Linked DNA regions of Homo sapiens: regions 1 and 2 are each linked to region 3. Evidence: chromatin loops called from intact Hi-C (ENCODE). Cell type or tissue: natural killer cell. All regions are shown on one strand.

Region 1 (8,000 bases), 290 kb before region 3:
AGGTCCCCCTGCTTGGACCCTTGCCCCCTACTATCTAGTCTCAACACAGAACTTGAAATCATCTTTTAAAACTGCAAGTTAGATCCTGACCTCCTGCCCAAACCTCTCTAGCGCCCACCCCTCCATGTCACTCAGGGTGGAAGGCAGAGTCCCTGCCTTGACCTGCACTCATCAGGTGGCCTCTCTGTCCTCCCCTGCTGCTCTCACTCTGCCCTCCAGCCTCACTCTCCTGCTGTGTCTGGAATGCCCCAGGTGCGTCCCTGCCCCAGGGCCTTTGCTCTAGCCATGCCCTCCACCTGGCACCCTCTTATCTACACCACTTGCCTCACCAGCTCCCTCATCTGCTTCGAGTCTTTGTCCAACTGTCAGTTTCTCAGGGAGAGCTTTCCCTGCCAGCCTGTTTAATGCTGCGACCTGCACCCTTCTCACTGTGGTAGATTGACTGCAAGAGTGACCACAATTATCACCCCTCACTTTCCATCCCATAGCCACACCTTTTGTGATGTAAACTTTTTACCTCCTTCCTTCAAGAGCTGGCTGGCTTTGACTTGCTTTGGCTGACAGAATGCGGCAAAAGGGATGTCATGCCACCCAGTAGAGGCCTCAAGAAGGCTGGGATACTTGCCTCTCTCAGAACCCTGCTTCTACCACGAAAGCAAGCCTGGGGTGGCCTGCTGGAGCATGAGAGACTACGTTTAAAGAACAGAGTTGTCCTGAGGCCATCCTAGACCAACCGGTAACCACAGACACATGAATGAGCACAGTCCAGGTGAGCCACGACCAGAACTGCCCAGCTGAACCCAGCCTATTGCGGACTCACAGAACTACAGAACTAGGGGCTACATAAGCAGTTGTTGTTTTAAGCCATCAGGTTGTGTGACTATTTGTTACGCAGCAGTAGCTGACTGATTTACCTGCCTGAGTACTGTCAACCAACTTCTACTGCTTTCTTCTTTTTTGTCCACAGCACTTATTACCTTCTAATACACTATAAAATACACTTACTCGTTGTTAAACACCATTGTTTATTTCTATCTCCCCCATCTAGACTATATAGAACTATAGTATCTCCTCCAGGGAAGACATATGTTTTATTCACTGATGCACATAGAATATGCCTAGGATTGTATATGGCATATAGTAGATACTCAGTAAATAATTTTCAAGACAATTTTAAAAAATGGATGAAGAGTGTTAACAACCCCTACCACCACTATTTGAGCACTTGCAAATGGGAGACATTGTGCCAAGCTCTGTGATCAATCAGCCTATTTAACTCTCACAACAGCATTAGGAGGTAGATACTCTTATCCCGTTTTACTGATGACACAGCTAAGACTCAGAGAGGTTAAGTAACCAGATAGCACAGCTGGCAATTGGCAGAAGTAGGATTAAAACACAGGTATGATATCTAACTCCAAAGCCTATTATGACATCCAGTATACTGCCCTGTCATCCACTACCCCTACACACACACACACACACACACACACACACACACACACACACACAGACCACAGCAGAAACATTTAACCCTTTAAAGAACACAGAAGGAGATGAAGGTTTTTTGTTTTTTTGTTTTTTCATGGAGGAGATGATGGCTGAGCTAGGCTTTGATGCATGAATAGAATTTTAAGGGAGATAAGAAGTGGCTGTTACTTACTTAGAAAATTCTATAATTGCCTGGATGATAGACTCATTCATAAAGGAGCCAGAGGAACAATAATTAAAGCAATATCTTCTAACACAAAATGCCCAGTGTATAGAAGATGCTGTCTTCTTAGGTCTGAAGAGGATGTGGTCCATTTGGAATCACTATCCATGTGAGGAACTAAATAAGGACACAGCCAGCAACGTAGCTAGAGGATTTGGATCCAACAAGCACTTCTGCAGTGCCCACTACCGTCCCCAAATGGAGCTGAATGTTCTAGAAAATAAAGGAAAAATAGAAAATAAAAAATTCATACTTTCCCTTAACCTGCCTCCCTTGCTCACTTCCACCTTCTGATGTTTCTAAATCAGGTAGTTTCTCTCTTGAAAGTAGCCCTCAGCCTATTTTAGATGGTCCACAAAATCTCCCATCTCCTTGACTCTCCAGCCCCTCTTTCCCCACTCCCCATCACCACAGACATTAGAGAGATTTTTTAAACACAGGTAGTATAATATCCCTTCCTATCATATCCCTTTATTATCTTGTTGACACCAAGATAAAGTTCCAGCTTCCTATAATGATACACAAGTCCCTACAAACTGGCCCCAATTTGTCTCTTTAGCTTCTCCAAGACTTCTCCGTCACCAGAACACCCCCAAATCCTCCATTCACCATGGCTTCGAGCAAGCTGTCCTGACCACCTAAAACTCTCTTCTCTACTTCTCTACACCTCAGTTTTCTCATCTAGAGCATGGGTAGGATAGGCCAGGTGCAGTGGCTCATGCCTGTAATCCCAGCACTTTGGGAGGCCAAGGCAGGTAGATCACCTGAGGTCAGGAGTTCAAGACCAGCCTGGCCAACACCGTGAAACACTCACTCTACTAAAAATACAAAACTTAGCCAGGCGTGGTGGTGCACTCCTGTAATCCTGGCTACATGGGAGGCTGAGGCAGGAGAATCGCTTGAACCTGGCAGGTGGAGGTTGCAGTGAGCCAAGATCACGCCACTGCACTCCAGCCTGGGTGACAGAGCAAGACTCCATCTCAAAAAGAAAAAAGAAAATGGGTAGCATAAGGCCTATCACCCGGGGTTGTTGGGAAAGTAAACAAGAAATGATGCAAGTGAGAGCCTCTGAGGATGCCTGGCCCCAGAGAGCCCCACATGGTGTCAGGGCACCTGAGTCAGGAGCTCACCTCCTCCACCCCTCCACTGTGTGGACAAAGTTGCTCAGCATTCTGAGAAGGTGTTGCCTTCATCCTCAAGGCCAAAATCAGCCCCACCAGAGATAGGGACAAGGTATTGTTAAGGCCCCTTGTGAGAGTCACCTCCCCCAACTCTCTGGCCTCACCTCCTGCTCCGCCCCGACCCCCCTACTGCACCTGTAGCCACATCTGCCTCCTCACTGTCCCTCAAGTACCCAGCCCAGAGCCCCGGCACAGGCTGTTCCCACAGCTCAGAATGTTCTTCCCAGATATCCACACAGCTCACCTCCCTGCATCCACTTCTCCAAGTGTGAAGCACAACAGGAAAAAGAGGACAAATGTTCGTTCCTGCATGGCCAACGCTCCAGCCAGCAAGAAGCACCTAGGATCTATGCTGAGGTGAGAAGGATGCATAGGAGCTCACGCGGTGAGAAGGATAGAGGAAATGATCCCAGGCAAAGGGAACAGGTGCAAAGGCCCTGAGGGTGCAAGAGGGCAGGGCCACGTTCAAATAGGATCAGAGGGATGGACTGCCAATCAATTCTGACATTCACATTCAATATGACCTTACTGTATTGAAGCATTTCCAAGTGTGCTGGGGACAGAGGATAAAGAGAATTAGACGTGGATCCTGGCTGCTAATTCCTCCCTCCCAACTTTCAGTCCATCCCAGAGAATCTCAAGGTGAGGTCAGGTATGGTCCTTGTCTGAGTCCCTGTGGGCTACTATAACAAAGTAGTAGAAAATTGTTACTTCAATGTCACCCTGAGTGACTGCCTCTAGAATCTTTGACTCTCAAACATGAAAACATCTACTTGTACCACTGTATGTATTAACTTCTGGATAATTGCAGTGGAGAAAGAGACAGAGAGAAAGGGAACAAACCAATTGCACCCCTACAAGGCACCTTGGGCCTTCATTAAATATCATCAAGGCATCCCAGCCCAGCCCAAACAAAATGACTCCCATCCACCACTCCACTCCTGACCCTCTTGCTGTGGCTTTACTTTTCTCTGTGACATTTATGATCACCTGTTTATGGTCTGTCTCTCCTCACTAGAATGCAAACATCATGAGGTCAGGAATTTGTACATGTGCATGTGTGTGTGTATACGTGTGTCTGTCTGTCTGTTCTGGTTTATGGTTTATTCTTTGAGTGCAGTTTATGGTTTATTCTTTGAGTGCAGTAGAAGTCAAGTTCCTTTTGTTCAACACACAGAGACTCCACACACACGCGAACCCCAGGAATGAAATCATTACACTACATTATAAGTTGGAAGAAGAGGGTGGGGGCAGGAGAGGGAAAAGGGAGGTGGGAAAAAGGGGCTCAGCCCCTAATGTAGGGGAGAAGGAATGCAGGAACGTTGTCTCTTTTATTCTTTGCTTTCTTCTCAGCACCTAGAATGTGCCTGGCATACAGTAGATGCTCAATAAATATTTGATCAAATGAATGAATGAGTAACTGTCCCCTTCTCAGCCAGGGACACAGTGCCTGCAAAAGATGTTACCAACTGAACCTGGATGACAGAGCCACACAGCCCCCTGTCCTGAAGCCCCAGGTCCTGAAGCCCCAGGAGAGGGGAGCTGGATGGAGCTGAGGCCAGGGTTTTCCGAAGGCCTGGACAGAACACAGGAGCACAGACTCCCAGTAGCCCCCAGCCACTGACCAAGCCCTGACAGTCCGCCTTTGGAAACTTATCCTTCCTCGTGTCCTGGGAGACACTAGCCCAAGTAGGACCCGAATGAGGCCTTAGCAAATACAAGCCGATTTGGGAAATCATCCTGAGGTTTGGTCTCCCGGCGTCAATGTGATGCATTCATGCCATTCATGCTTTGACCACCAGAGGTCACTGTGGCTGCACGTAGCGTTCCAAGATGGCCCTGGTTAGGTGTGAGTTTGTGGTTCTGATTTCACCTTCATCTCTGTGGCCCGGCAAGTGGGAAAACGGCACCTTCCAAGGACAACTCTGGGACTAGTGCTGGCATTACTAGAACGTACATGACTTAAGGTATGTCCTTATAAAAGCCATAGATACAATCAAACGATCGGCTCTAAAGTTGGGCTGTCCGGGTTAGAATCCCAGTTCTGCCTGCCTGTGTGATGTTGGGCGAAGCTCTCTGCCTCAGTTTCCCCTTCTACAAAATGGGATAATGATAGTGCCGTCCTTGTAGGGATTTTGTGAGGACTAAATGAGTAATGCACACAGAACTTTTAAAACAATGCTTGGCATATACTCAAGAATTGTAGAAGTGAATTATTTATTATTGCTTTTCCTCCATATGGCTAAACATGATTTTTAATGATAAATTCTGTGATTATTTTATTAATGGCTTTTTCCCCATTAGACTGTACCCTTTGTGAAGGCGGGGGTGGGGTTTACATGTTTTTTGGACTTTTTATTATGAAAAACTTCAAATACACATGAAAATAGAAGGAATAGTCTGTATCCGTTTCTATTCATCATTGCCTCCTTCCCCAGCTCCAAATGCAGTGCCCACTGCATTATAGTCCTTCGACAATGAATGGCCATTTATTAGGTGCTATTTATAAGCCACGGAGGGTGTTGGGCAGCAAATCTAAAGAGAGTGAATCAGACCCAGGCCCTGTGCACAAGGAGCTCACAATCTAATGAGAAAGGCTGCCTTAATTTGGTAATTTCCCAGGGTGGAGGTAAATAAATTGAGGGTATGATGTGGACATCTCACCTGGTCAGGTGAGGTTTCCTGAAAGAAGCATCTGTGATCTATAATGAGAACTGAAGGATGCATAGGCGCTCATGTGGTGAGAAGGATGGGGAAATGATCCCATGCAAAGGGAACAAGTGCAAAGGCCCTGAGGGTGCGAGAGGGCAGGGCCATGTTCCAATAGGATCAGAGGGATGGACTGCCAATCAATTCTGACATTCACATTCAATGTGACCTTACTCTATTGAAGCATTTCTAAGTGTGCTGGGGACTGAGGATAAAGAGAATTAGATGTGGATCCTGGCTGCTAATTCCTCCCTGCCAACTTACAGTCCATCCCAGAGCATCTCAAGGTGAGGTCGGGTATGGTCCTTGTCTGAGTTCCTGTGAGCTACTGCAATAGAGATTCTGTACACTGGGTGGCTTATAAACAACAGCTCTGGAGGCTGGGAAGTCTAAGATCAAGGTGGTGGCAGATTTGGTTTTGGTGAGGACCATCTTCTGACTCACAGAAGTGTTTCTCGGCTACATCCTCACCTGGTAGAAAGCGCTAGCTAGCTCTCTGGGGTCTCTTCTGTAAGGGCACTAATTCCTGATCACCTCCCAGGGGCTTCTAGAGGGATCACTTGGGAGACACCTGCAATCACCTGGACATGGTGGAATCAGGGGTTGAGATTCATGATGGTGGGAGTGAAAATGGAAAGCAAGACTGTGGGTGGGCCTAGACCACAGGCATGATCAACAGGGCAGATGCTAACCAGGATGGGTGGGATGGATGTTCACACCTGGCTTTTCTTAGCTGCGGTCAGACCTCACCAATCTAGTAGAGCCTATAATTCTTACCAAGGACCTGAGCAGCCTAGCTCCTGCATTTCTCATCTCTGCCTCCAATTCACTTCCACTCCCGCCTTGGCTCCAGCCACATTGGTCTCCTCTCTGTTCTGAAATCTACCATGCCCTTTGGCTCTTCCAGGTCTGCCTCCCATAGATGTATCTATCTGCCCACAGGGCCTCGTCACCACCAGTTCTCCCAGGCTGGATGATTCCTACCTAACCCCCTAGTCTCTGCTTAAATATGACCCCAGAGAAGCCTTCCCTGATCTGCCCTTCAAATTAGTTTCTCTCCCAATATGTTAATTTTTAATTTTTTTTTTTTTTTTGAGATGGAGTCTGGCTCTGTCGCCCAGGCTGGAGTGCAGTGGCGCAATCTCGGCTCATGGCAAGCTCTGCCTCCCGGGTTCATGCCATTCTCCTGCCTCAGCCTCCCGAATAGCTGGGACTACAGGTGCCCGCCACTATGCCCGGCTAATTTTTTTTTTGTATTTTTAGTAGAGACGGGGTTTCACCGTGTTAGCCAGGATGGTCTCTATCCTCTGACCTCGTGATCCGCCCGCCTCGGCCTCCCAAAGTGCTGGGATTACAGGCGTGAGCCACCGCACCCAGCCAATTTTTAATTTTTAGTGAAGTGGAATTAAGGAAAAGTATAAGGCTAAATTTTTTAAAAATTAGCAATTGAATATCTACGTGTGCATAATTACAATAACTTCTGTCTTCCCCATTCCACTATAAGCTCTGGGTGCACACACATCATGGTTTTGGTGTTCCCTGTTGTGTACCTAATGCCTGAGCAATGCCCAGCACATGGTAAATGCTTAATAAATATATGAATGAACGAATGAGGTGAATATTCATGCACATGCCTATTCAATAACCTGAATTACTATCACATTCCCATCCTTGAATGTCCAGCACTGAACGTCCCTGTTCCGTTTCCTGTTCCCTGGATGTCATCATCATACTTCTACTGGTAGTAGCCACCCCTGTCCTATTAGAAACAAAGTGCTGTGGTTTGGATGTTTGTCCCTTCCAAGTCTCATACTGAAATTTGGTCTCCAAATTTGAGATGGGGCCTAATGAGAGGTGTTTGGGTCATGGAGTGGATCTTTCATGAATAGATTAACGCCATCCCCCAGAGCGTGAGTTCTCACTGTCTCACTCACTGGTTCCAGTGAGAGTTTATTCTTAAAAAGTGCCTCACATCTCACCCATCCCCACCTTGCTTTCTCTCTCACCCGGCGATCTCTGCACACCTGGCTTCCCTTTGCCTTCTGCCATGAGTAGAAGCAGCCTGAGGCCCTCACCAGATGCAGATGCCCAATCCTGAACTTTCTAACCATCAGAATTTGGGAGTCAAATAATTTTTTTCTATGCAAATTACCCAGCCTCACATATTCCCTTATAGCAACACTAAATGGACTAAAACACAGGGGTACCCAACCCAAACCCATCCCCAAGTCACTCCATGTCTGATTAACCTTTTACTGTCTGAAGGGCACTCATTACTGTCAAATTATCTTAGTTTAGCTTGCTTAGCTGTTTCCTGTCTCCCTGTCCCAGAAGAGCAGGGATCTGGATTGTCTCTCTCACTGCCCATATCCAGGGGCACTGGCCTTAGAGTCTGC
Region 2 (8,000 bases), 150 kb before region 3:
CCCTCCTGCCAGGCCCCAACACCCATAAGGAAAAAAGCATCTGGGGAGGTTACTATTATCAAAGTACAAACACACCTGCACATGGGCTGGGTTGTGGGGAATGGAGGCAGCTCCATTGCCCTTAACCCCACACTCCACATCTATCCTGTGCCAAGCACTTCCATGCTGAGTATCTCACAGGGGTGACGTGGCTTCCCAAAGAGGTGAATCTAGGAATTTCGGGGGCATGGTTTTGTACTATTTGTACAGAAAAGCACCCCCAACCACCGCCCCCAGTAAATGGGATTTGATTTTTTCAGAAGGGCTTTTAAAAAATTTATTTAAAAGATAGATAACTCACACCATTAGTCCTCTCCTTTCGTCACTCAGCTAACTCGTACTTCTCTTTCATAGCCCAGCTGGGATGCTACCTCCTCCAGGAAGCTTTCCTTCTTTAACTCCTGGGTGGGGTGTTCCTCCAACAGGCCCCTTAGGTGTCCCCATCCCACCTGAATTAAAAGCCCAGAATAAGGTGTCTGCCTTTCTCATGAGCTCTGAGATCCCAAGGTCAGGATCTTTGTCCTGTTCATTGTTGCATCCCCAGCTTGGCACAATAAAAATAAACATCCGGCCAGGTGCGGTGGCTCATGCCTGTAATCCCAGCACTTTGGGAGGCTGAGGCGGGTGGATCACCTGAGGTCAGGAGTTCAAGACCAGCCTGGCGAACATGGTGAAACCCTGTCTCTACTAAAAATACAAAAAAAAAATTGTCCAGGCGTGGTGGTGGATGCCTGTAATCACAGCTACTCAGGAGGCTGAGGCAGGAGAATCGCTTGAACCCGGGAGGCAGAGGTTGCAGTGAGCCGAGATTGTTCCATTGTACACCAGCCTGGGCAACAGAGCAAGACTCCATCTCAAATAAATAAATAAACAAACAAACAAACATCCACTGAGTAAGAGTGATACATACAGGCTCACTGCATGTCCAGAACTGTGCTAGGTATTTTCCATACACAAACAATCTAACTCTTCACAAAACCTACCCAGGTGGATACTGTTATTATCCCTAATTTACAGATGAGGAAACTGAGGCACAAAGAGCCTGTCACCTGTCTACCTCTCTAGATGGAAGAATGGAAAGTGAGGGAGGCCTCTGGACAAGGCGGCCCAGGTCAGAGGAGGTGGGAGGCCAGGCAGGTAGGAAAGCAGGAGGGACAAACACGCCCGGAACCCTACCTGCTCCAGGTGTTTGCAGAGCCAGCTCTGCCTGCGGGAACAGGAGGCGGGAATGGAGTCCAGCTCAAAGCTGGCACATGGTAGAGCTCACATGAGTGGTTCTCAATCAGGGTACACACTTGGTAATGTGTGGAGACATCGTTGGCTTTCATACCTGAGGGAAGGGTGCTGCTACCGGCATCTGGAAGGTAAGGCCAGGGGTGCTGCCAAACCTCCTACAGTGCCCAGGACAGGCCCCCGCAACAAAGGTTTAACCAGCCCCAAATGCTGACAGTGTCAATGTTGGCAAGGGAGCCCTCAATCAATATTAAAATAAGCAAATGCATCAACAGACAAGCAAATGTAGAAGGTGCTGGAGAAAAGCCTTAGACAAGACTAAGAGACCTGCTGTTGTCACGAGTGAGCCTCCCCCAAGGGCCTGGCTCTCTGTCAAGGTCAGGGCTGCCCCTGTTTGAATTCCTCCCCTGCGCTGTGCAGCCAAGGCCCACGGTCAGCTCAGTCTACTCGCCTGTGCAAGAGTTAAGGAGGAAACGGAGGACCCATGCTTCATACAACTGTGCTCCTGACGGGCCACCAAGGCAGCTAGTGGCCACCCCCGCCAACCCCATTCTAGCTGGCTGGTGCCCCAGGAGACCCAACCTGGGAGGAGACAGCCAGCTGGGAGGCTGCTGGAGACATGGACTCCTGTGTCCTGTTGGGCAATAAGAAACAGAGCTGGCAAAGAGCAGGTCCCCTCCCTACGATGTCCCCCTTCCCAGGGAAATGTCTACAGTGGTGTAGCAAGACCAGCAGAAGCTTTGGAGACAGACAAGCCCTGCATCATCAGTATCCAGCTTCTCCCTTTCTCTGCTGTTAAGTATCCAAAAGCCAGATCAATCACACAAAAATAACACCCCGACCTCCCAGGCCTCTCTAGCCAGCCAGTGTGTCTCCGCTCCCTTTAGCATCTCTTCCGCCTGGGCTCCTGCGGATGCAGCAACCATAGCGTCTCCACCAGGGGGCGCGCCTCCTCCCCGGCTCAGGGCGTCCATCTGGGTGGAACGAGTAGGTCGGGGGCAAAACCCCTGAAGGCAGAGGCCCCTCTGCTACCCCTCATCCACTGCCTGGCCTAATGGAGGACCACGGCAGCCAACATGAACATGGCCTCCATGACTCCCAAGGACTTTCTCAGTTTTCTCTCTGAACCCTCCCAGCAGCCCAGGAGGTAGGAAGAACAAGTGCTTTTATACCCCTTTCACGGATGAGAAAACTGAGGCTCAGACGGATATGGAGACTTTCCCAGGCGAGCAGAGCCCTGGGCTTTCAGCTCCTTAGGCCACCATTTTGAAGAAACACCAGGTCACTAATTGGGTGTTTCCTGTTAGGACGGGGACAGGATGTCGTGGGGGACTGTCCTTCCTGATCAAGAAGTGCTTCACTGTCAAAGAACTCATGAGAGCACAGTGCCCCCAACCCCGAGATGTTAAATACCGAGGACCAAGGCTCCGGAATTGGGTGCTTCTCCAGGGCACAGTAGCAGTTAGCGCAGAGCCTCATGATTCTTGGTTCCCACCCACTAGCTGTGTGACCTCAGTGAGTCATGGACCTGTCTGAGTTCCAGGTTGATCTTCTGCAAATCGGGAAGACCAGTTTGGGGTTACAGTAATGATTAACTTTGGAGAAAGGTCTCCGTGCAGGGCATCCTGGCACTCCAGTAGGTATCAGCACAGTGTCGTGACTGCAGCAGTTGCGGTTGGTGGACTCATATGGAGAAGTCATCACCCCAGGAGGATGCAGTATGGCCGCTGGAGACCTGGGGGTGGCCTCTAATAATCCTCATTCTCATTGACTGTATGGCCCAGGGTAAGCCACTCCCTGTCGCTCGGCCTCGGAGCCTCGGTTTCCCCCTCTGTAAAATGGAGACAGTCCCTGCCAGCCTGCCAACAGAGAGCAGGGCTGGAAGCATTTTGGTGACCAGGATTGAGAGCACTTTGCTTTCTGGGAAGAATCCAGCACATGTGAGATGCTCCTAGTGGGTGTGACCCCAGGAAGCATCGGAGCAGGAGGTGAGCCAGGGTCCTGACTGGTCCTTAAAGACTGAATGTCAGGTAAGACTTCTGTGTCAACACTTCGGTCAGACTTTTGGCTCAAACTCCTGGGCAGGGCTCCAGACCCGCACACCCACTGCCTGCCGGGCCCCTCCACTTGGATGTCTAATGAGCATCTCACTTTAACACGGCAAAGTGGGACATGCTAGGGTCCCACCTTGCTCCCGCCCCTACCAGGCTCCAGCCACACTGGACTCTTGTCACTCTTCTCAGGAAATGGCACTGCCAAACGTGTTGTTGTTACAACTAAAGCCCAATAGCCCTTTTCTTCCTCTTCTATTCATTTTGCTGCTTCGGATTGGCCATAGACCTAGAAACCACACACATTTGAAGCAGGCACACCATCGAGCAGTGTGCTGTGATCATGGGGCCTGTGAGACCCCCCGCTGTGCTTACCCTAAAGCTGATCCATCTCCGGGTCCCTTAATTCTGCCTCCAGGTCCACACACCTCTCTCCACTCCCATTGCCACCACCCAGCACAACCTGTGGCATCAACACCTTCCACGGGGACTGTGGCAATTGCCACTGCACTGTCCCCACTTCGACGCTGCACCCTCCCCCCCACCACCAATCCATTCTCCACTAAGCAACAAGAGAGGCCTTTATAAGGACCACCGGACATGACCACGACACTGGACCACATCACTGCCCAGTGCAAAAGTGGCCCAAGCCTTCCCACACAGAGTGCTGTGCACCTGCTTGCGACCCTCCCAGTCCCCTCACGCACTCTGTGTTCACCCTGTGCACTTGTCTCTCAGCCAGGCCAAGCTCTTCTTACCTGGTTGCTCCCTGCCTGGCTTTCCCCTGCCCTGCCCTCCTCTGCCCACAGCTCCCTCCCACCTTGTGGGTCTCAGCTTAAGTGTCTCCTGAAAGAGGCCTTCTCTGACCTCCCCACCTTAGTGGCAACCCCAGCCCTGTTCCCATAGCCTTTGGAGTTCCCTTCTGTCTTCCTTCTGTCTTTCTGTGACTTTCTGGGCCTTTTGCTCACAGCTTTTCCCACAGCAATCACCTTGCCTGTCGAGTTGCTTACTCCTTCAACACTAGAAGAGGATGTCTTTGAGGGCAGGGACTGAGTCTTGCTGACAGTGGAATCCCCTGTGTCCCCAGGCACAGGACCTGGTACAGGAAATATTGGGTGGGTGGGTGGAGGCAGCCATGAGGGATGCCCCTGGTTTGCAGGTGGAGGAAACATGGTCTCAGGACCACACACCCTCCCCAGGCCCGGCCCCTGTCCAGGGATGGCAGAGCCCAGAGTCTCTGGCACAAGGACAGCCTGTGCGCTCCCAGCACTGCCTCCAGTTACAAGGGGATGCCCCATCAGCCAGCAGGGGGCGAGCACAGTGTCACAGGATGCTTCCTGTGGGTTATGGTGATGGCATGGTCACTGTGCAAGTAAGCGTTAACGAGCCATTGCCTCACTTATCCAGAGGCCCCTTAACCTTCACAATCCAGAGAACAGCCTAGAACGTTGTAGAAAGTCTGAGCCATCCACAACCAGTGCCCACTGATCTGTAAACTCTTTTTTTTTCTTTTGAGACAGAGTCTCACTCTGTCGCTCAGGCTGGAGTGCAGTCGTGCTTTCTTGGCTCACTGCAATCTCCACCTCCCAGGTTCAAGCGATTCTCCCGCCTCAGCCTCCTGAGTACCTGGGACTACAGGCACCTGCCACCATGCCCGGCTAATTTTTGTATTTTTAGTAGAGACGGGGTTTCACCATGTTGGCCAGGCTGGTCTCAACTCCTCACCTCAGGTGATCCACCCACCTCGGCCTCCCAAAGTGCTGGGATTATAAGCATGAGCCACCACGCCTGGCCCAGATCTGTAAACTCTGACAGAAGCTCACTGCATGCAGGCACTAAAATTCATGCCTGGGCCTGCAGCCTGTCCCTAAGGAGCACAAAGTCACACAGAACTCAAGCTTTCAGCCAGGTGCGGTGGCTCACGCCTGTAATCCCAGTGCTTTGGGAGGCCGAGGCGGGCGGATCACGAGGTCAAGAGATCGAGACCATCCTTGCTAACACAGTGAAACCCCGTCTCTACTAAAAATACAAAAAATTAGCCGGGTGTGGTGGCGGGCGCCTGTAGTCCCAGCTACTTGGGAGGCTGAGGCAGGAGAATGGTGTGAACCCCAGAGGCAGAGCTTTCAGTGAGCCGAGATCGTGCCACTGCACTCCAGCCTGGGTGACAGAGTGAGACTCCATCTCAAAACAAAAAAAAAAGAAAAGAAAAAAGAACTCAAGCTTTCACGTTCAGTGCACGCTGTTCTTACTGTACACACAATTCAAACGAATACGGCCGATGGCTTACAAGTCCACAGCCAATCAGAAGCAGCAAAATGAATAGAAGAGGAAGAAAAGAGCTGTTAGATTGAGGCAAATACAGAGTCTGTAGCAGACAGCAGACACTTCCCTGGAAGCGGGAAAGGAGGGCAAGTTCAAGGGTAGGGAAATACTATGTGCCAGGCCATGTATGTGCCATGATGTCCCGGGTTCCATGCATGCTTAATTTCGTCCTTGGGGAACCTGAGAGGTCGACAAACTTGAGAGAGGTTAACTGTTATAGATGGAACCTTTGTGTCCCCTGCACCCCATTCATATGCTGAAGCCCTAACCCCCAATGTGATTGTATTTAGAGGTGGGACCTTCAGGAAGTGACTGGGTTTAATGAGGTCATGAGGATGGGACATTCATGACGGGATTAGTGCTTGTGCCTTGTAAGAAGATGCGTGTGCTCGAAAAAGGTCATGTGAGGACACAGACAGAAGGTGGCAGTCTGTGAACCAGGAAGAGAGCCTCGACCAGAACCAAACCATGCTGGTACCCTAATCTTGAACTTCCAGTCTCCAGAACTGTGAAAAAAAAATTTCTGTCATTTAAGCCGCCTAGTCCATGGTATTCTGTTATGGCAGCCCAAATTTTGTTAAGACAACTTGCCCAGAGTCATGCTTGGTGAGATTAGGATCTGAACACGGGGTCTGGACCACAGCCTGTCATCTCTGCAGGTGACTCCCTCCCTAGGCGATGCATCCGTGGCTTTGGCGTCCACGGCCAGCCTCACACAGATGACTCACCGGCACCCACGCCCAGCCCACATCTGGCCTTTGAACTCCATTCACGCACTGACGTGACATCTCTTGGACATCTAGAAGGCCCCTTAAATCAGTTCCTGAACTTAAATTATGACCCCACCTCACGCCTGCCACTCCACCCTGCTCCTGTTCTTGGTGAACAGCACTGCATTTGTGCCCTGAAAGCCAGAGACCTGAGACTCAACACGGTCCCTCCGTCACTCTCTCCTGCTACACGTCACCTGCCACTGGCTCCATCGAGTCCGCCTTCCTTCCTCTTCTACCACTGTCGGGGACCACCTCTCGCCTGGAGTCCTGCAAGGCGCCTTCCTCACTGGACTTCTCACTTCCACACTGGCTCCCCTCCCATCTGTTCCACAGAAGTGTGACGGTCTTCCCAAAAGGCAAAACGGACCACGACACGCCCCTGCTGCAACCTGTCAAAACCCCATGGCTCCCAGGACGCAGTCCAAGTTCCTTGATACATCAAGTCCAGCCTGCACTGCCCTCCCAGCCCATCTCTCCCCTTCTGTTCTTGTTTACTCCAGCTAATCTGGGTAGACCCCATTTCCCAGTGGCCTGTAGCCTCGGCTCCTCACTAGATTCACCCAGAGAGGCCTGGGCTGCATGCCAGGACATGACATCAGGATCTCTGGGGCAGGATTGGGCAATGGTATTTTTAAGCTCTTCAGTGATTCCAACATGCAGCTGGGTTGAGAACCACTGCTCTGGAGATGCTTCTGTGGTCGCCCTCTTGAGGCAACATGGCCCTGGTCAGGTTCCCACACCGGCCCCCACACGGGCAGTTTCTCATGCATCTGCGACTGTCTGATAAAGGCAGGTCTCCCCAGGGGGCCGTAAGGTCTCTGATGGCAGAGCGTGGTTGAGTTTTGTTCATCATTGTATTCTTAGTACCTAACTGTGCGTGAGTGAATAATAGACCCTCAACATGTAAGGAAGGAAGAAATGAGCAATTCAAGACTCTGTGATATTCCCACTGCACAGCTGTTCTCAGACACCAAGAAATCTGTTCAGTGCAGGGGAGGGAAAATGGACTTACTATGCTCCCCAAGATGCTCCTCCATAAAATCCCGGCAAAATGAATGAGATACGTAGTCCTCAATCCTAGACATCAAGAAAGGGTTGAACAAGTTCAGCATCAACTGTTTTTTTTTTTTTTTTTTTTGAGACAGAGTCTCACTCTGTCGCCCAGGCTGGAGTGCAGTGGTGCGATCTCCACTCACTGCAAGCTCCACCTCCCGTGTTCACGCCATTCTCCTGCCTCAGCCCGCCACCACGCCCGGCTAATTTTTTGTATTTTTAGTAGAGATGGGGTTTCACCATGTTAGCCAGGATGGTCTCGATCTCCTGACCTCGTGATCCGCCCGCCTCGGCCTCCCAAAGTGTGGGGATTACAGGCGTGAGCCACCGCGCCCGGCCCAGCATCAACTGTTTTTAGAAAGCAGGGGAGTGTAGCATTACCTTGGTAAGATTTTCATACACAGTGGTTGAACATTTTAAACATAGTAGCAGGGTTGGGAGGAACCTGCTGTGTGCCCCACACAGGCTTTGCCCAGAAGTGTCTGGCCTCTGGCAAAGTGTGCTCTACTGCCTACTCTAGGAGGGAAAT
Region 3 (8,000 bases):
AGCCTCCCAAGTAGCTGGGATTACAAGGCATGTGCCACCACGCCCGGCTAATTATTTTTTGTATTTTTAGTAGAGACAGGGTTTCTCCATATTGATCGGGCTGGTCTTGAACTCCCTACCTCAGGTGATCTGCCCACCTTGGCCTCCCAAAGTACTGGGATTACAGGCATGAGCCACCACACCCGGCCACAGGGTTTTCTGTGAAAGGAACACTCTCTGTCGTTTTCAAAGCATAGGCAGTAAGGCACGTGAGTCTGGAGCAGCTTGGGGTCATCTTTGCCATCACTGGAACAGAGGCCTAGAATAAAGGCAACACAGAAAACAAAAACAAAAACAGGCAGTCAAGAGATGAAGAGGGACCGTTTCTTGATGACATCGTGCCTGAAGTTAGATGTATCCCTGAACTTTTTTATTACACAAGTCAATGAATTCCTTTTTTAAAAATTAAGCTAATTTGAGGTTTATCACTTGCAACAGAAAGCAGACTGACCAATATATCAACTAGTAAGAAATACAAGACAAAACCAACTGGATTTGGAACCAGATTTTGGTTCAACCTGTCCATCATCAACGAAAGATGTAGGCCTTCTTGATTATTAAAAAGTCAAGAAACAACAGATGCTGCCGAGGCTGTGGAGAAATAGGAATGCTTTTACACTGTTGGTGGGAGTGTAAATTAGTTCAACCATTGTGGAAGACAGTGTGGCGATTCCTCAAGGATCTACAAACAGAAATACCATTTGACCCAGCAATCCCATTACTGGGTATATACCCAAAGGATTATAAATCATTCTACTATAAAGACACATGCCCACATATCTTTATTGCAGCACTATTCACAATAGCAAAGACTTGGAACCAACCCAAATGCCCATCAATGATAGACAGGATAAAGAAAATGTGGCACATATACACCATGGAATACTACACAGTCATAAAAAAGAATGAGTTCATGTCCTCTGCAGGGACATGGATGAAGCTGGAAGCCATCATTCTCAGCAAACTTACACAGGAACAGAAAACCAAACACCACATGTTCTCACTCATAAGTGGGAGTTGAACAATGAGAACACATGGACACAGAGAGGGGAACATCACACACCAGGACCTGTCGGGTGGTGGGGGGCAAGGGGAGGGAGATCATTAGGACAAATACCTAATGCATGTGGGGCTTAAAACCTAGATGATGGGTTGATGGGTGCAGCAAACCACCATGGCACATGTATACCTATGTAACAAACCTGCATGTTCTGCACATGTATCCCAGAACTTAAAGTAAAATTTAAAAATAAATTAAAAAAATAAACTTTATGTGTTAACTAGAAAGCAAAAAACAAAAAGATGGACGCCTTCTTAAAAGAGAAGAGAGTATTATCCTGCTCACTAATATAAACAATTATTATTCTTAATTTTAAAATGCCTCTTTGTGCTTAAATATCAAAGTGCTTTTATATATCAAATAGTAAATCAAATATGAAATCAAACATATATTTATATATCAAATATTAAATATCAAAGCACTATTAAATATCAATAGTGCTTAAGTATCAAAGAACTATAATGAAGTTTAAAATATGTTGACCTAAATGCAGATAGCTGCCTGTACAGCAGAGCTCCACTAAATACCCTACAGATGCAGCTAGTCTGAGAAACACTGATTGAGGTTTTCGTATTGCCACCCTTCTGTCCATGGTGGCTCCACAACATTCCCTCCCGCTCTATATGGAAGTGTGTGTTTTGGACATCGGTATATTCAACTCCTTTTTTCACAAGTCTGGTGAAAAAAACTTTAACCAGATAGAAAAACAATGAGATCGTCACTTATATAATCATATTGGCTCTTTCACTGATTTATGGGCAAGTTTTTGGGGTGCTCTTTAGAGTTGCCTTCTTGAAATTAGCCACAATGCACACTCTCTGCCTTCCCAGAAGGGCATTATAAAGGAAACAGGCCAGGAACAGTGGCAAGTGCCTGTAATCCCAGCTATGTGGGAGGTTGAGGCAGGAGGATCACTTGAGCTTGGAAGTTTGAGACGAGCCTGGGCCACAAAGTGAGACCCCATCTCAAAACAGAAAGAAAAGAATACAGGGTCTACCGAGGAAAGGAACTGGAGCATATGTATAAAAACCTGAGCATGAGGCCGGGCACGGTGGCTCACGCCTGTAATCCCAGCACTTTGGGAGGCCGAGGCAGGCGGATCACGAGGTCAGGAGATCGAGACCATCCTGGCTAACACGGTGAAACCGTGTCTCTACTAAATATACAAAAAATTAGCCGGTGGTGGCACGCGCCTGTAGTCCCAGCTACTTGGGAGGCTGAGGCAGGATGATGGCGTGAACCCTGGAGGCAGAGCTTGCAGTGAGCCGAGATCGCGCCACTGCACTCCAGCCTGGGTGACAGAGCAAGACTCTGTCTCAAAAACACAAAACAAAACAAAAAAAACCTGAGCATGAGTCGGGCGCAGTGGCTCACTCCTATAATCCCAGCACTTTGGGAGGCTGAAGCGGGTGGATCACCAGGTCAGGAGTTAGAGACCAGCCTAACCAACATGGTGAAACCCTGTCTCTACTAAAAATACAAAAATTAGCCAGGTGTGGTGGTGTGTGCCTGTAGTCCCAGCTACTTGGGAGGCTGAGGCAGGAGAATCACTTGAACCCGGGAGGTGGAAATTGCAGTGAGCTGAGATCATGCCACTGCATTCCAGCCTGGGTGATGGAGCGAGACTCTGTCTCAAAAAAACAAAATAAAACAAAACAGAAAAAACCTGAGCATGTTTGTATGCATGAATGCTTTCTGACAGGGCAAACCCAGATTACATATCAATATTTACATTAAAAAAGCAGAAGTATCCTCCAACCCAATGAGAATTTTAAACCTCTTCTTGCTGTCACTCTCATTTGCACTTGAAAAGAGCTGTCAGTCAAAGAACTTTTTTTTTTTCTTACTGGAGAGATGGTTCTCTTGGAAGACTACGTTTTTCTTTTTTAGGCTACAACATACTTCACGACTTAAAAGTGCTCATTTTCTTGAAATCACGTGGGCTTTATTTTTCAAGTCTTGAATTAGACAGATGTTACTCTGGATAAAAATATATCCATGGGGAAAGAATTATTTGCAACTCAGAAATGATAACCTAGTTCGTTTGGTGGCAAGCTAGGGCTGATAAAGTAATCTAATGTATAGGGGGTTTTTTGTTGGGTTTTTTTGGTTTTTTTTGAGACGGAGTCTCACTCTGTTGCTCAGGCTGGAGTGCAGTGGCACGATCTCGGTTCACTGCAACCTCTGCCTCCTGGGTTCAAGCGATTCTCCTGCCTCAGGCTCCCAAGTAGGTGGGACTACAGGCATGTGCCACCACGTTCAGCTAATTCTTGTAATTTTAGTAGAGACGGGGTTTCACCATGTTGGCCAGGCTGGTCACCAACTGCTGACCTCAAGCGATCCACCCGCCTTGGCCTCCCAAAGTGCTGGGATTACAGGTGTGAGCCACCACGCTCGGCTGGCCTAATGTATAGTTTTAAAAACCATAGTTGTTTTGGTTAAAGTAATGCAGAAAGGAGTCCTTTTCCTGACAGCTCAGCTGGTCTTCCAAGTGTGATTGTCAAAATGGTAGGGACTGACTAAAAAACAAACAAACAAACAAAAAGAAAAAAAAAAAACCAAAACTATTCTATGCCATAGTGAAACCTAATGCTGAATTTTTCTCCAAAAAAGAAGAAAGTGAGAACAAGCAAACCCCAGGGCTGCTGGGCCTGTCTGCAAAGGGTGAAAGCAGCAGAGGAGTCTAAATCGAACTGAATTGCAAGATTTCAGTTCTAAGCATGGCACATGTATACATATGTAACTAACCTGCACATTGTGCACATGTACCCTAAAACTTAAAGTATAATAATAATAAATTAAAAAATAAAAAAGTAAAAAAAAAAAAAAAAAGATTTCGGTTCTAAGAGAAGTTCCCCACGCAACTACCCCAACCCTTTCTAGAATGTTGTGTGTTCTCTGCACTGACTCCAGGGTTAACACATATCATGGCTCATTTGTAGACTTGCCATGTTCTTCCTTTTTCTTTGCTTTAACAACAACTGGCAGATACCCTTTCTTTTTATGGGTACTCTTGGCACTCTGGTTCTTAATTTGGTTTGGGGTGACTCTGTCGGTTTCCTTTGGCAGATGGCAGTCACAGGTGGCCTGGAGCCTGGGGCACACGCAGTCCCACCTGGTTCCCTTAAGGACTCCCTGGTTAGTGCTGAGGCCTAATAGCCTTGAACTCTCTGCCTGCATCCCATCTGCTGCGTGCTCTGAGCTCCCTGAGATGGGGCAGCCATGGTAGCTGCTGCTGTCAGCTGTCTTAGAGTTGGGAATTTACAAGGGCTGGTTGTCCCTGCCTCCCCATTACTCTCTTGCTCCTGTTGGTGTCCACATGGTGAAGCGATGCCCTTGCACGCCCACCCCCATTCCTGCTCTTCATTATGGCTGTTGACCAAATTCCCCTTCAGGCACTGGGTCCACATCCAGCCTCCCTTGTCCACACCCACAGCCCTAAGCCCAGGGAACAGCTTGTAACGCTCTCATTTCACTGTTCTTTGAAATAACAAGGTAACTTGGTACAGTGGAAAGACTGCGGTCTTTGAAGTTTGATGGTTTTGTGACCTTAGGCCATTCACCAGCGGTTCCCACTTTGCAAGGTTCCGGTGAGGACCTGGAATAAAGGCTATTCCTGGAACACGAATGGAGAACCCATTTCATAAGCAGTGCTTTCTGTTTGTTAACAGAGGCAGAAATGACATTGACGTAGCCCTCTTCTTTTACTTCTGCTGTGAGGCAGTGACTGTCAGAGCCGTCTTAACTTGATTGCTCCTAGTCCGGAAGGTTCTGTTCCTTTGGGCACAGCAGGGCTGTTTATGTGGAAGAAGGAGCCCTCTGGTGGGCATCAGGAAGAGTTGCAGTTAATTTGCAATTTGCTTGTCTCATTCAAGTGGTTTGCTCTGTTTTTTTAAGACGCACAATCACTGGTTGACCTGGATGCTGCGAGGTTACAAGAGATGAAATATGGAGGAGGCCTTCAGGGAGTTAAGCTATCCAACCCTTTCGTTTTGCTGGGGACCAAAAGATTGCCCGGGACCTCCTTCAGTGCTAAAATCCACCAAGTCTTGGACCAATCTAGACAAATTGGTCCCTTTAGGACTATCCCATTCACTTTGATGCTGGGCAGAAACCAGGCCTCTAAGGGTTGAAGCTCGGGGCTGACGGTTTAAATGGGAGCAAGGGGCTGGGCATGATGGCTCACGCCTGTAATCCCAGCACTTTGGGAGGCCGAGGCGGGTGGATCACCTGAGATCAGGAGTTCGAGACCAGCCTGGCGTAACCCCAACCCTACTAAAAATACAGAAATTATCAGGGTGTGGTGGCAGCTGCCTGTAATCCCAGCTCTCAGGAGGCTGAGGCAGGAGAATCACTTGAACCCGGGAGGTGGAGGTTGCAGTGAGCCGAGATCACACCACTGCCCTTCAGCCTGGGTGACAGAGCATGACTCCGTCTCAAAGTAAATAAATAAAATAAATAAATGGGAGCAAGGATTGAGCAAAGGCTGGAAAGAGAATCAATTTCCTGCAAGGATGGGATGTAAGGGGACCATCAGATTAGAGACATGTATGGGAGGGGAAATGGGGAGCACTGGGTTCTTCAACTGTGTCTAAACTCTGTGATCAAGCTTCCTCTCCATTCCTCTAGGAAGTGGCCTTCATCAAAAGAAAGCCCTATGCTTTCAAATTTATGAACTATTGGCTAATCCGTTTTTCTCTTTTGGCAAGATAATTTCAAGGAGGTTTCTCTCTCCACCAAGGATTTGACGGGTGCGCTGTTACATCCCTTGGGGATGAAAAGGGAAACCCAAGTTGTCCTTTTCTTCCCCTAGTGCTTTGCTGATTTAAAATTAATATTTCCTAACTAATCACTAGAAGAGACTAATGATGGCTTAGTCATCAGGTATGGAACAGGAAGTAAAGAAAAGCACCATGCCCTACAGAAATTGGAGGGAAGACTAAGAACAGGAGACTGCAGTCACCTGGGCTGGAAATTGGCCAGGACCACACAGCTAACTCTTACCACTTAGGTGCAGATGTTTTCATGAGCGGAACACAGCAGCCTTCCAACTTGCTTAGTATCACTTTCCAAATTACTCAAGTGCCACCTTTGTTGCTCCTTGGAAGTTGCCCTTGCAAAGACTTGCCCAGTTCAGTCCCTGCCCAGTGATTCAAAGCTGATCATTTTCCATGGTAAAAAGGTCCTACTATTTACTCCAAGACTTTTGACTCTCCTTTCTATGGTAATGCTGTGCAGAGGAAATTTCTCAGGTTATTATTATAGAACGGTGGTTTTTCAACTGGGGGTGATTTTACTCCCCCTAGCTGCTTCCAGGGATATGTGGCAATGTCTGGAGACATTTTGGTTTTCACAACTTGGTGAGTGCTACTGGCATCACTACCCATAATGGGTAGAGGCCAGGGAGGCTGCTCACCATCTTACATTGACAGGACAGCCCCACAACAAGGAAGTATCCAGCCCCAAATGTCAATCGTGCTGAGGTTGAGAAATCCCGCAGGAAGCCGTGGATCTTTTGATAGGGTTGTGCAATCATCACTACAGTCTAATTTACAATATTTTTATCCCCCTTAGAGAAACTTTTTACTCATTAGTAGTCAGTCCCTATTTCCATATTCTCATCTCCCCCCAGCGCCACCTCTTGGCCCTAAAAAACCACTAATCCACTTTCCATACATTAAAGGATGATACAGTTTCTTACTTCACAGAGTAGTATCATCCCTATTTACAGATAGGGCAACTGAGACCCAGAGAGGTGAATGTCTTACCGCTATTAAAGAGAGGACTCTATTACTCAATCCAAGGCAAGAACAGAGGTCACAACAAACTTTTTCCGTAAAGAGTCAGATAGCGAATATTTTAAGCTTTATGGGCCATATAGTCTCCATTGCAACTACTCATTTCTGCTATTGTAGAGTGAGTGCCGGCATAGACAATATGTAAACAAATTGGTGTGTCTGTGTTCAGATAAAACTTTATGGCCTGTAATCCCAGCACTTTGGGAGGCTGAGGCGGGCAGATCACAAGGTTAGGAGTTCGAGACCAGCCTGACCAAAGAGACCAGCCTGGCCAACATGGTGAAACCCTGTCCCTACTATAAATGCAAAAATTAGCCAGGCATGGTGGTGGGTGCCTGTAACCCCAGCTACTCAGGAGGCTGAGGCAGAATTGCTTGAACCCAGGAGGTGGAAGTTGCAGTGAGGTGAGATTGCACCATTGCACTCCAGCCTGGGCAACAGAGCGAGAATCCAACTCAAACAAAACAAAACAAAAAAACCCACTTTATTTACAAAAACAGTTGAAGGGCCAGATTTGGCCTGCAGGCTCTAGCTTGTCAATCCTGGAATTAAACCATTACAAAAGGCCTCACATTTACTTGGACAACCCCCACCCCTAATTCCTTCTTCTGCTTCCCTAGATCCATCCTCCCAGATGATCGTTACCCTAAAGTTTGTCTTTATCACTCTCTGACTTAAAAAAAAAAATCTGCTTACCTAAGCTGTGTGTTGTCAAAACAATGTGTTATCTTCTTTTACTGGGTTTGAGCTTTCAAAATGTCATCATATGGTGTGTGGTCTTTGGCTTTTAAAAATTCAGTCTTACGTTTCTAACATTTATGGCCATCGTGGATTCATTTTCATCACTGTGTGTAAAATACTTCATGGGGTGAGCATACTACAAGTCTTGTAAACACGCTCTCCTTGATGGACATGTAGGACAGTTTATTTGCCATTATAAACAATTATAAAACAATTCCTCTAGAAGCAGAATTGCTAGGTTAGAGGATTAAAAAGCTATTTATTTATTTATTTTGAGACGGGGTTGCCTAGGCTGGTCTCGAACTCCTGGGCTCAAGCAATCCTCCCACTGAGGCCTCCCAAAATGCTGGGATTACAGGCAT

Evidence for each region. Peaks named below come from ENCODE experiments on the same cell type or tissue, not always from the same donor. Only the 100,000 strongest peaks of a DNase experiment are listed, where the experiment ranks them.
Region 1: a loop joins it to region 3, with 11 times the contacts of the local background. A loop is called at or near these places in 103 of 110 quality-filtered maps.
Region 2: a loop joins it to region 3, with 16 times the contacts of the local background. A loop is called at or near these places in 90 of 110 quality-filtered maps.

The regions. Positions count from the first base shown.
Region 1 is chr1:13,957,272-13,965,271 of GRCh38, reverse strand. It overlaps a transcript of KAZN not described here. Among named protein-coding and RNA genes, the nearest start is that of PRDM2, 260 kb to the right of the region's middle. In natural killer cell, CTCF peaks have their summits at 4,486 and 4,687 (motif pointing right); a DNase peak (open chromatin) is centred at 4,701.
Region 2 is chr1:13,808,020-13,816,019 of GRCh38, reverse strand. The region is part of intron 8 of PRDM2 (PR/SET domain 2); the gene reads right to left. Among named protein-coding and RNA genes, the nearest start is that of PRDM2, 110 kb to the right of the region's middle. RefSeq lists an enhancer at 2,095-2,144 and a silencer at 4,592-4,641. In natural killer cell, CTCF peaks have their summits at 2,169 (motif pointing right) and 4,594 (motif pointing right); DNase peaks (open chromatin) are centred at 2,209, 4,629, 6,069 and 6,389.
Region 3 is chr1:13,662,771-13,670,770 of GRCh38, reverse strand. It overlaps LOC105378612 (a long non-coding RNA gene), which reads right to left and starts at 577. Exons shown (of 3, transcript XR_946968.2): 1 at 120-577. In natural killer cell, CTCF peaks have their summits at 4,713 and 4,924 (motif pointing left); a DNase peak (open chromatin) is centred at 4,890; H3K27ac peaks cover 1,465 bases.